2 separate regions of the Homo sapiens genome follow, and region 1 is linked to region 2. Evidence: chromatin loops called from intact Hi-C (ENCODE). Cell type or tissue: PC-3. All regions are shown on one strand. Links, peaks and the distances in the headings refer to the core of each region. The heading gives the core; the rest is flanking DNA.

Region 1 (4,404 bases), core at 317-4,316, 53 kb before region 2:
AAACCCACAGCCAATATCATACTGAATGGGCAAAAACTGGAAGCATTCCCTTTGAAAACTGGCACAAGACAGGGATGCCCTCTCTCACCACTCCTATTCAACATAGCTTTGGAAGCTCTGGCCAGGGCAATCAGGCAGGAGAAAGAAATAAAGGGTATTCAATTAGGAAAAGAGGAAGTCAAATTGTACCTGTTTGCAGATGACATGATTGTATATCTAGAAAACCCCATTGTCTCAGCCCAAAATCTCCTTAAGCTGATAAGCAACTTCAGCAAAGTCTCAGGATACAAAATCAATGTACAGAAATCACAAGCATTCCTATACACCAATAACAGACAAACAGAGATCCAAATCATGAGTGAACACCTATTCACAATTGCTACAAAGAGAATAAAATACCTAGGAATCCAACTTACAAGGGATGTGAAGGACCTCTTCAAGGAGAACTATAAACCCTGCTCAATGAAATAAAAGAGGACACAAACACATGGAAGAACATTCCATGCTCATGGATAGGAAGAATCAATATCGTGAAAATGGTCATACTGTCCAACGTAATTTATAGAGTCAATGCCATCCCCATCAAGCTACCATGACTTTCTTCACAGAATTGGAAAAAACTACTTTAAAGTTCATATGGAATCAAAACAGAGCTCGCATTGCCAAGACAATCCTAAGCCAAAAGAACGAAGCTGGAGACATCATGCTACCTGACTTCAAACTATACTACAAGGCTACAGTAACCAAAACAGCATGGTACTGGTACCATACAGATATGTACACCAATGGAACAGAACAGAGGCCTCAGAAATAACACCACACATCTACAACCATCTGATCTTTGACAAACCTGACAAAAACAAGAAATGGGGAAAGGATTCCCTATTTAATAAATGGTGTTGGGAAAACTGGCTAGCCATATGTAGAAAGCTAAAACTGGTTCCCTTCCTTACACCTTGTACAAAAATTAATTCAAGATGGATTAAAGACTTAAATGTCAGACCTCAAACCATAAAAACCCTAGAAGAAAACCTAAGCAATACCATTCAGGACATAGGCATGGGCAAGGACTTCATGAATAAAACACCAAAAGCAATGGCAACAAAAGCCAAAATAGACAAATGGGATCTAATGAAACTAAAGAGCTTCTGCACAGCAAAAGAAACTACCATCAGAGTGAACAGGCAACCTACAGAATGGAAGAAAATTTTTGCAATCTACCCATGTGACAACGGGCTAATATCCAGAATCTACAAAGAACTTAAACAAATTTACAAGAAAAAAATCAAACAACCCTATCAAAAAGTGGGCAAAGGATATGAACAGACACTTTTCAAAAGAATACCTTTATGCAGGCAACAGACACATGAAAAAATGCTCATCATCACTGGTCAGCAGAGAACAGCAAATCAAAACCACAATGAGATACCATCTCAGGCCACTTAGAATGGCGATCATTAAAAAGTCAGGAAACAACTGATGCTGGAGAGGATGTGGAGAAATAGGAACACTTTTACACTGTTGGTGGGACTGTAAACTAGTTCAACCATTATGGAAGATAGTGTGGTGATTCCTCAAGGATCTAGAACTAGAAATATCATTTTATCCAGCCATCCCATTACTGGGTATGTACCCAAAGGATTATAAATCATGCTACCATAAAGACACATGCACAGGTATGTTTATTGCGGCACTATTCGCAATAGCAAAGGCTTGGAACCAACCCAAATGTCCATCAGTGATAGACTGGATTATGAAAATGTGGCATATATCCACCATGGAATACTATGCAGCCATAAAAAAGGATGAGTTCATGTCCTTTGTAGGGACATGGATGAAGCTGGAAACCATAATTCTGAGCCAACTATCACAAGGACAGAAAACCAAACACTGCATGTTCTCACTCACAGGTGGGAACTGAACAAAGAGAACACTTGGACACAGGGCAGGGAACATCACACACTGGGGCCCGTTGTGGGGTGGGGGAATGGGGGAGGGATAGCATTAGGAGAAATACCTAACGTAAATGACAAATTAATGGGTGCAGCAAACCAACATGGCACAGGTATACATATGTAACAAACCTGCAGGTTGTGCACATGTACCCTAGAACTTAAAGTGTAATAAAAAGAAAAAAAAAGAAATTGAAACTTAAGTACAATATGATTCATATAGGTTGCTATTATTATTATCATTATTATTTTAAGTATGAGCTCAGATGACTCAACCTGAAGTAAAGATTCCTAGCAGCTCAGGAGCTCTGCTATGAGAGGAGTGTCCATGAAACGCTCGGGCCGACAGTTCACATCTTCTCCTTCTGCCCTTCCTCCCCCTGCCCCAGTGTGCAAGTTGCTCAGAACGCTCAGCTGTGAGCATCTCTCAGCTGTGAGCCGATTCTTCCTAAAATAACTAGAACAGTCCCCTATGTTTTCCACATGGGATATCAGTGCTCTTCTCACATTTTTTTAAGCCTCGATCTTGATATTTTAATTCATTTTCCATTTCATTTCTGTAAGACTTTCCTGGTTGTGAAATGTTAGTGTGGTCAGTTCATGTTTCATTAACTTCCCCTCAAGCCTATGGAGATTTCTAGTTTGCTAAGGACATGTAGATATGGCCAGGCCCACAAATGTTGACTGTACACTGACTCTAACAAAATTCAAGGGGAATTTCCAATGTGGTGAGAAAGGCATGTCCTACTGACAGGAAGAGGGAGGGAAAGGGTGAAGCTGAAACATAAGCAACTTCCTAGGAGCGGCAGTGTCTAAGGAATGCATTAAGGAAGAGGGACTGCCAGCTGGGCGCGGTGGCTTATGCCTGTAATCCCAGCACTTTGGGAGGCTGAGGCGGGTGGATCACGAAGTCAGGGGTTCGAGACCAGCCCGACCAACATGGTGAAACCCCGTCTCTACTAAAAATACAAAAATTAGCTGGGCGTGGTGGCGGGCGCCTGTAATCCCAGCTACTCAGGAGGCTGAGGCAGGAGAATTGCTCGAACCCGGGAGGCGGAGGTTGCAGTCAGCCGAGATCGCGCCACTGCACTCCAGCCTGGGCGACAGAGCGAGACTCCGTCTCAAAAAAAAAAAAAGAAAGAAAGAAAGAGGGACTGCCAAGAACATGGTGCACTTGTTAGTCCCATAAGAGCAGAGCACAGCCTCAGCATTGTTACCTCTGGATAAGAACATGCATGAATTCAGAGACCAGGAAGTTCCAGTCTCTTCAAGGATTAAGTCAGAGAATCTTAAGGGATAAGAGTCTGGCCATACAGTTCCAGGAAGAAGCTCCAACATCTGTTCCATCTGTGTCTGGGCCCAGATTGGGACACCATGAAGCCAACTGGCAAAATGTATTATTTCCCCTGGCCAGAAACATAGCATCTTTAGAAATGTAAATTCTCCTTGACTTTTCTCCCTATTCCATATGTTGTTTTCATTATTGGGTTTTGTTTTTCTTCTTATCAGATTTTCTTCCTAACTACTTCAAACCTTGACCTTGGACACACCTCAAAAAGAAAAATGCTGCCACCACCGATTCTGTGAGCCTGGAAGACGGTAGCTTTGGGAGGCAGGACGAATAAAGTTTTCTTCAAGGTCATATATTACTTCATAGTGGAGCTGGGGTTCTGCAATCCCTGTGGTGCCTAACACAGAGCTTTGTACACAGGAGACATTACAGAAATGTGTATTTGCTAATTGTAGGTGAATTCCTGAAAGTTGTGTGTGAATTCCATTTTTATAAATTGAATAATACTTTTAAAACATATGGGGGGCATGTTTAAAAGAATACTGCATTGGATCATTTTGTAAAATGAATATCTACCTCAATTTATCTATTTTGCCAGCAGAATTAGGTTTATCAGTTTTCCTAAAAACTGAGCTGAAGGATGTGTGCAGTGGCTCATGCCTGTAATCCTAGCATTTTGGGAGTCTGAGGTGGGTGGATCTCTTGAGGCCAGGAGTTCAAGACCAGCCTGGCCAACATGGTGAAACCACATCTCTACTAAAAATACAAAAATTAGCCAGGTGTGGCGGTGCACGACTGTAATCCCAGCTATTGAGGTGGCTGAGGCAAAAGAATCCCTTGAACCCTGGAGGCAGAAGTTGCAGTAAGCTGCGATTGCTCCTCTGTACTCCGGCCTGGGTGACAGAGGGAGACTGTCTCAAAAAACAAAAACAAAAAGTGAGTATGAAAATCCTTTGTTCCTCATCTGCAACATGAAGGGCTTAGACTCTTGGATTGATCTTGATTATTTCTACCAGTACTAAAATTCTGCAGTTTAAAAATCTAACTCCAATTAACACAAAATTTTGAAAGGTGAGAGATCTGGCCACCTTTGCTGCTTTGAGGTGTAGGAGAAGACAAATAAATTTTTCTTCAACCCTCATAGGTTCTTAGTTAGAACAG
Region 2 (4,404 bases), core at 304-4,303:
ACAGAGTAAGCAATTAACAAATATTAACTTTTTGGAGAGAGTAATAATAGGAGTGAAGAGAGGAAAATTTTCACTGTTACCAGGGCAGCCCTGATGAAACAGCTGGGAAAGGTCTTTTCCTAGACCCCTATTAATGGGCACATCTGCTTAAAGAAACTAGACAGCCTGGGATGATACCAGAGCTCCGGAAACAACTCAAGTTACTGGTGACATTTCCATTGAGAAAGAAGAAAATATTTACTTTTAAAATAGTCTTTAACTTAGAAATCATTTGAATACTTATTTAGAAAATCATAGTTAAAAGTTATGGAAAATAAAGCCACTTAAGTTCCACCCCCACCTAAGTATTTACTTAAGTGTAACATACACATAGAAAAGTACAAAAATCATAACATATAACATAAATTTTTCTGTATAATCAACACTCAAATCATGTTTTAACATTACCAGCATTATAGAAGCCTTCTCAGAGTCCATCAGTCACTTATCAACCATCAAAGGTAACCAATACCCAACTTCCTAACACTATGAATACATTTTATCTATGTCTGAACCATATTAAAATGAGATTATAGGATACATGCTCTTTTGTGAGTGGCTTCTTTTATTCATTGTTATTTTTTGTGAGATTTATTCAGGTTATTACATAATACAACAGCTAATCATTCTTAGTTGTACAGTATGCCACTGAATTAGAATATCACAGTGTGTCCATTCTACTGGTGACATAAATTTGTGTTGTTTCCAGTATGGTGCCATTACAATTAGTACTGTTAAGAACATTTCTTACACATCTTTTAGTGAACATATATATACGTATACACATATCTACTGATTGTATACTTGGAGTAGAACTGCTAGGTCAAAGAGTCGTGTAGGTTAAGCTTTAGTATACAGTGTCAAATAGACTTTCAAAACGATTATACGCACTTAGACTTTAAATAGCAGTATATGAGAGTTTCTGTAGTTCCATAGCCTTTTCACCACCTTATGTTATCCATCTTTTAACTTTAACCATACTCAAGGGTGTGTGGTGGTATATGATGGTATTAATTTGTACTTCTCTGATATAAGACTGCGTACCTTTTCATTTGTATTACCCATTTAGATATCTATTTTCATAATGCCTGTTCAAGATTTCTGCTCATTTTCTATTGGTCTTTTTATCATTTTTTTTTAAAGACATGGTTTCACTATGTTGCCCAGGCTGGTCTCAAACTCCTGGGCTCAAGCAATCCTTCCACCTCAGACACCTGAGTAGCTGGGATTACAAGGGTCTGTATTTTCTTATTGATGTATAGGAATTCTTTATATAGTCTAGCTACAGTCTTTTGTCATATGTATTACAAATACCTTTGCCAGTTCTGTGGCTTGCCTTTTCATTCTCCTAACAGTGCCCTTGGAAGAACAGAATTTTTCCATTCCAATAAAATCCAATTTTTCAGTTTTCTTCTTTGTAGTTAACATTGTTTTATGTCCACTTTAAGGAATCTTGGCTTACAGCAAGGTCAGGAAAGAGATTCACTCAGAAGAAAACAAAAGCTTTATTATTTTACTCTTCATGTTTGGACCAAATTTATCTGAAATTGATTTCTGTGTATGACGTGGAGTGGTCTTACTTGATTTTAAATCATTATTAGATTTACTAATCAGAATACAATTTCCAGTATGCCTTTATTTTTTCTTTCTTAATTTTTCTAGTTCCATTGATTACCTATATGTTGCAGTCATACTTTTTTAACCATGAGAAGACCATCTTGGTAAAAATGCTGTCTAAATAGTTCCCCTTCACTTACATGTATTTATAAAAGATCAGCAGAACCTACTAAATGTGCAGATTATATTGGGCAAAAAAGAAAAAAAAGTTCGTGATAGCATTAAGTGTGCCTCTGGTAAAGTATGGAGTGGTAAAAAACATGGGTTGCCTATAGAGGCAGCACAGTACTGTGTTGAGGATACATGCTTTGAAACCAGGAAGACATACATGCCTTCAAATCCCTGCTCTGTGGCCTCAAGTATCATTTAACTCCTTTAAATCTCAGAACTATAAGATAGAGATAAAACTACTTACTTTTCTGGATTATCATAAAAATTGAGTTAAACAATTTAGATAGAGTGCCCAGCACAGTTCCGAAGACCCATTTAATAAATGGCAGCCAGAATTATTTATCTGGCTGTTCAAAATACATGATAATTATAAAATTAAAATAGAAATAGAAAATTATAATTCTGCTGATAAATACTGATATAAAAGGAAGATAACTACATGCCACAACTACCAAGACACTGTAATTTGTTAACTTAGGAAGAAAAAAATGCTGTCCACATTTAATCCAGAACAATATCACATGTAAAAAAATGTGAATACTATAAAAAAAGTACCCTGCAACAAAATGTCATTATAACTGCATGTTATTAATTTATGAAAAAAATTCTTAAAATTTAAAGCACTCAGATACTCTGTTCAGTTTTAAAAAATCAACAAACCTTCTTCAAAAGACTTTCTAATTTTCTTTTGATTTAGCAAAAATTATTTAATATCATCAGAAATCTAGAGCCCTAAGGTCCATCACACACTGATGATCTGTTACATGCACAAGGCCAACAAAAAACAAATAACTGACAATCTGAAGTGAAGAAATTAAGGGGGAAAAATTAGAGTCTCGATGGTTCTAACCATAACAACAATAAAAAAATTGCTGTTGCATTATTATTTCACAAGTAGAAAGATAAAAGGAGCTAAGACCTAGAAGTATCATAGTAAACAGCACCCTCTTGTGCTTCAACTTTAAAATGATATAAAGTTTAAAGCCAATTTCAATATAACAGGTATCTAACTACTACTGAGTAGCTACTCAGGTGCCAGGGATATAAAACCAAAGACCTAAACTCTGTCCTCAAGGAATTCAAAAGCTGGTGGGAGAAAAATTACTTCCAATTTACAAAAAGAATAATATTTTAAATTGTCCTGCATTTTAATTACCTAGTATTCAAAAAATAAATATAAAAAGTAAATAGATTTCGAAAAATGCCTCCTCCAAATATAAAGAGTCCTCCTTTCCCATGCTATTCTAGTTATAAAACATGCTTGTGTTTTCTTTATCTTTACATCCAAGCCACAAAGAGTAACCTATACATCCAGGCCACAAAGAGTAACAGGTATCTATTATATGACAGCTTTGTAGTTAGTACTCAAGAGCACAAACTTTAGCATGTGTATACTTAAATTCTAGCCTTGCCTCTAACTCTGAGATCCAGGGCAAGTTATTTAACACTAAGCCTCAGTTTCTTATCTGGGCATAATAATGGTAACTATATCATAGAGTTGTTTTAGTGATTAAATGAATAAATATAAAGGGCTTACAACAATGTCTCACAAAAGAAAACACTCAATATACATTAGCTAGTATTATAATACCAAACACACGGAGAAATAAAAATGTACACAAGATAAAATAAAAATACCACAAATTACCCTTAAACAATACCACTTATTTGGCAGACCCCTTTTTGAGTTTCTAAGTAAAAAAAAAAATTGGTTTCTGGGTTTAGAAATTTCTGTTAAAATTCAGGAGAAACAGATCCTGCTGTTTTGAATCTACAATAATAAATGAAAAAAAAAAAGGGTTACACTGACATGTTATAAGATACGAAAAGTCTTTAGTGCAAAAATAGGAGGCATAAATTTAAGGATACTAATATGCTGAAGCCAAAAAATTATTTTTTTATCACCAGCAAGATGTTCTAGAGAGAAATATCTTGGTTTAACTCAAACCAATAACTAAAAAATACCATTACAAATATTGAATGTACCAGCAGAGCTAGGGAAGACAAACTGAACGTAAAATCACATCATTTACCTTTGAAGAACAATTATGAATGTAGCCTAGGTACACTCTCCAATAGGTACCCACTGCATGTACTATTAAGAATCTTTAAAGTATGGTGTTTAAGATATGTAAATAGCACTTGACTCAATATATGACTGCATTCTGGACTGGATTTCTATTAAACCTCACTTGGACACTCACATGCCAGTGATGACAATGTTAGCAAAAACAGTCATTTATTGTGCATTTACTATGTACCATGCACTTAACACATAATGAACTCAACGTCAATATAGAGAAATTAAGAGCTGAAGAAAGGACCATCTACCTTCTATATCATGTCATAATAATTCTGAAAGAGTTTACATTAATGATTCCTTCTCTGTGATTTATAGAAAGTTAATTATAATAACAGCTAGCATTTACTTGGTACAGGTGATCTTTGAACAACAGTGGGGTTGGGATGCTGACTCTCCACACAGTTGAAAATCTGCGTACAACTTTTGACTCACTAAAAACCTAACTACAATGGCCTGCTGTTGACCAGAAGCCTTACCGATAACATAAACAGTCG

The links. Hi-C counts contacts between places; a loop is a spot of excess contacts. Peaks named below come from ENCODE experiments on the same cell type or tissue, not always from the same donor. Only the 100,000 strongest peaks of a DNase experiment are listed, where the experiment ranks them.
Region 1: a loop joins it to region 2, with 4 times the contacts of the local background. A loop is called at or near these places in 1 of 110 quality-filtered maps.

The regions. Positions count from the first base shown.
Region 1 is chr5:115,939,476-115,943,879 of GRCh38, reverse strand. No RefSeq gene overlaps it. Among named protein-coding and RNA genes, the nearest start is that of LINCADL, 15 kb to the left of the region's middle. In PC-3, for the core only: no CTCF peak of the experiment used is centred there; DNase peaks (open chromatin) are centred at 2,289 and 2,679; H3K4me3 peaks cover 530 bases; H3K27ac peaks cover 1,789 bases.
Region 2 is chr5:115,886,585-115,890,988 of GRCh38, reverse strand. The region is part of intron 3 of AP3S1 (adaptor related protein complex 3 subunit sigma 1); the gene reads right to left. Among named protein-coding and RNA genes, the nearest start is that of AP3S1, 47 kb to the right of the region's middle. In PC-3, for the core only: CTCF peaks have their summits at 2,529 and 2,737; no DNase peak of the experiment used is centred there.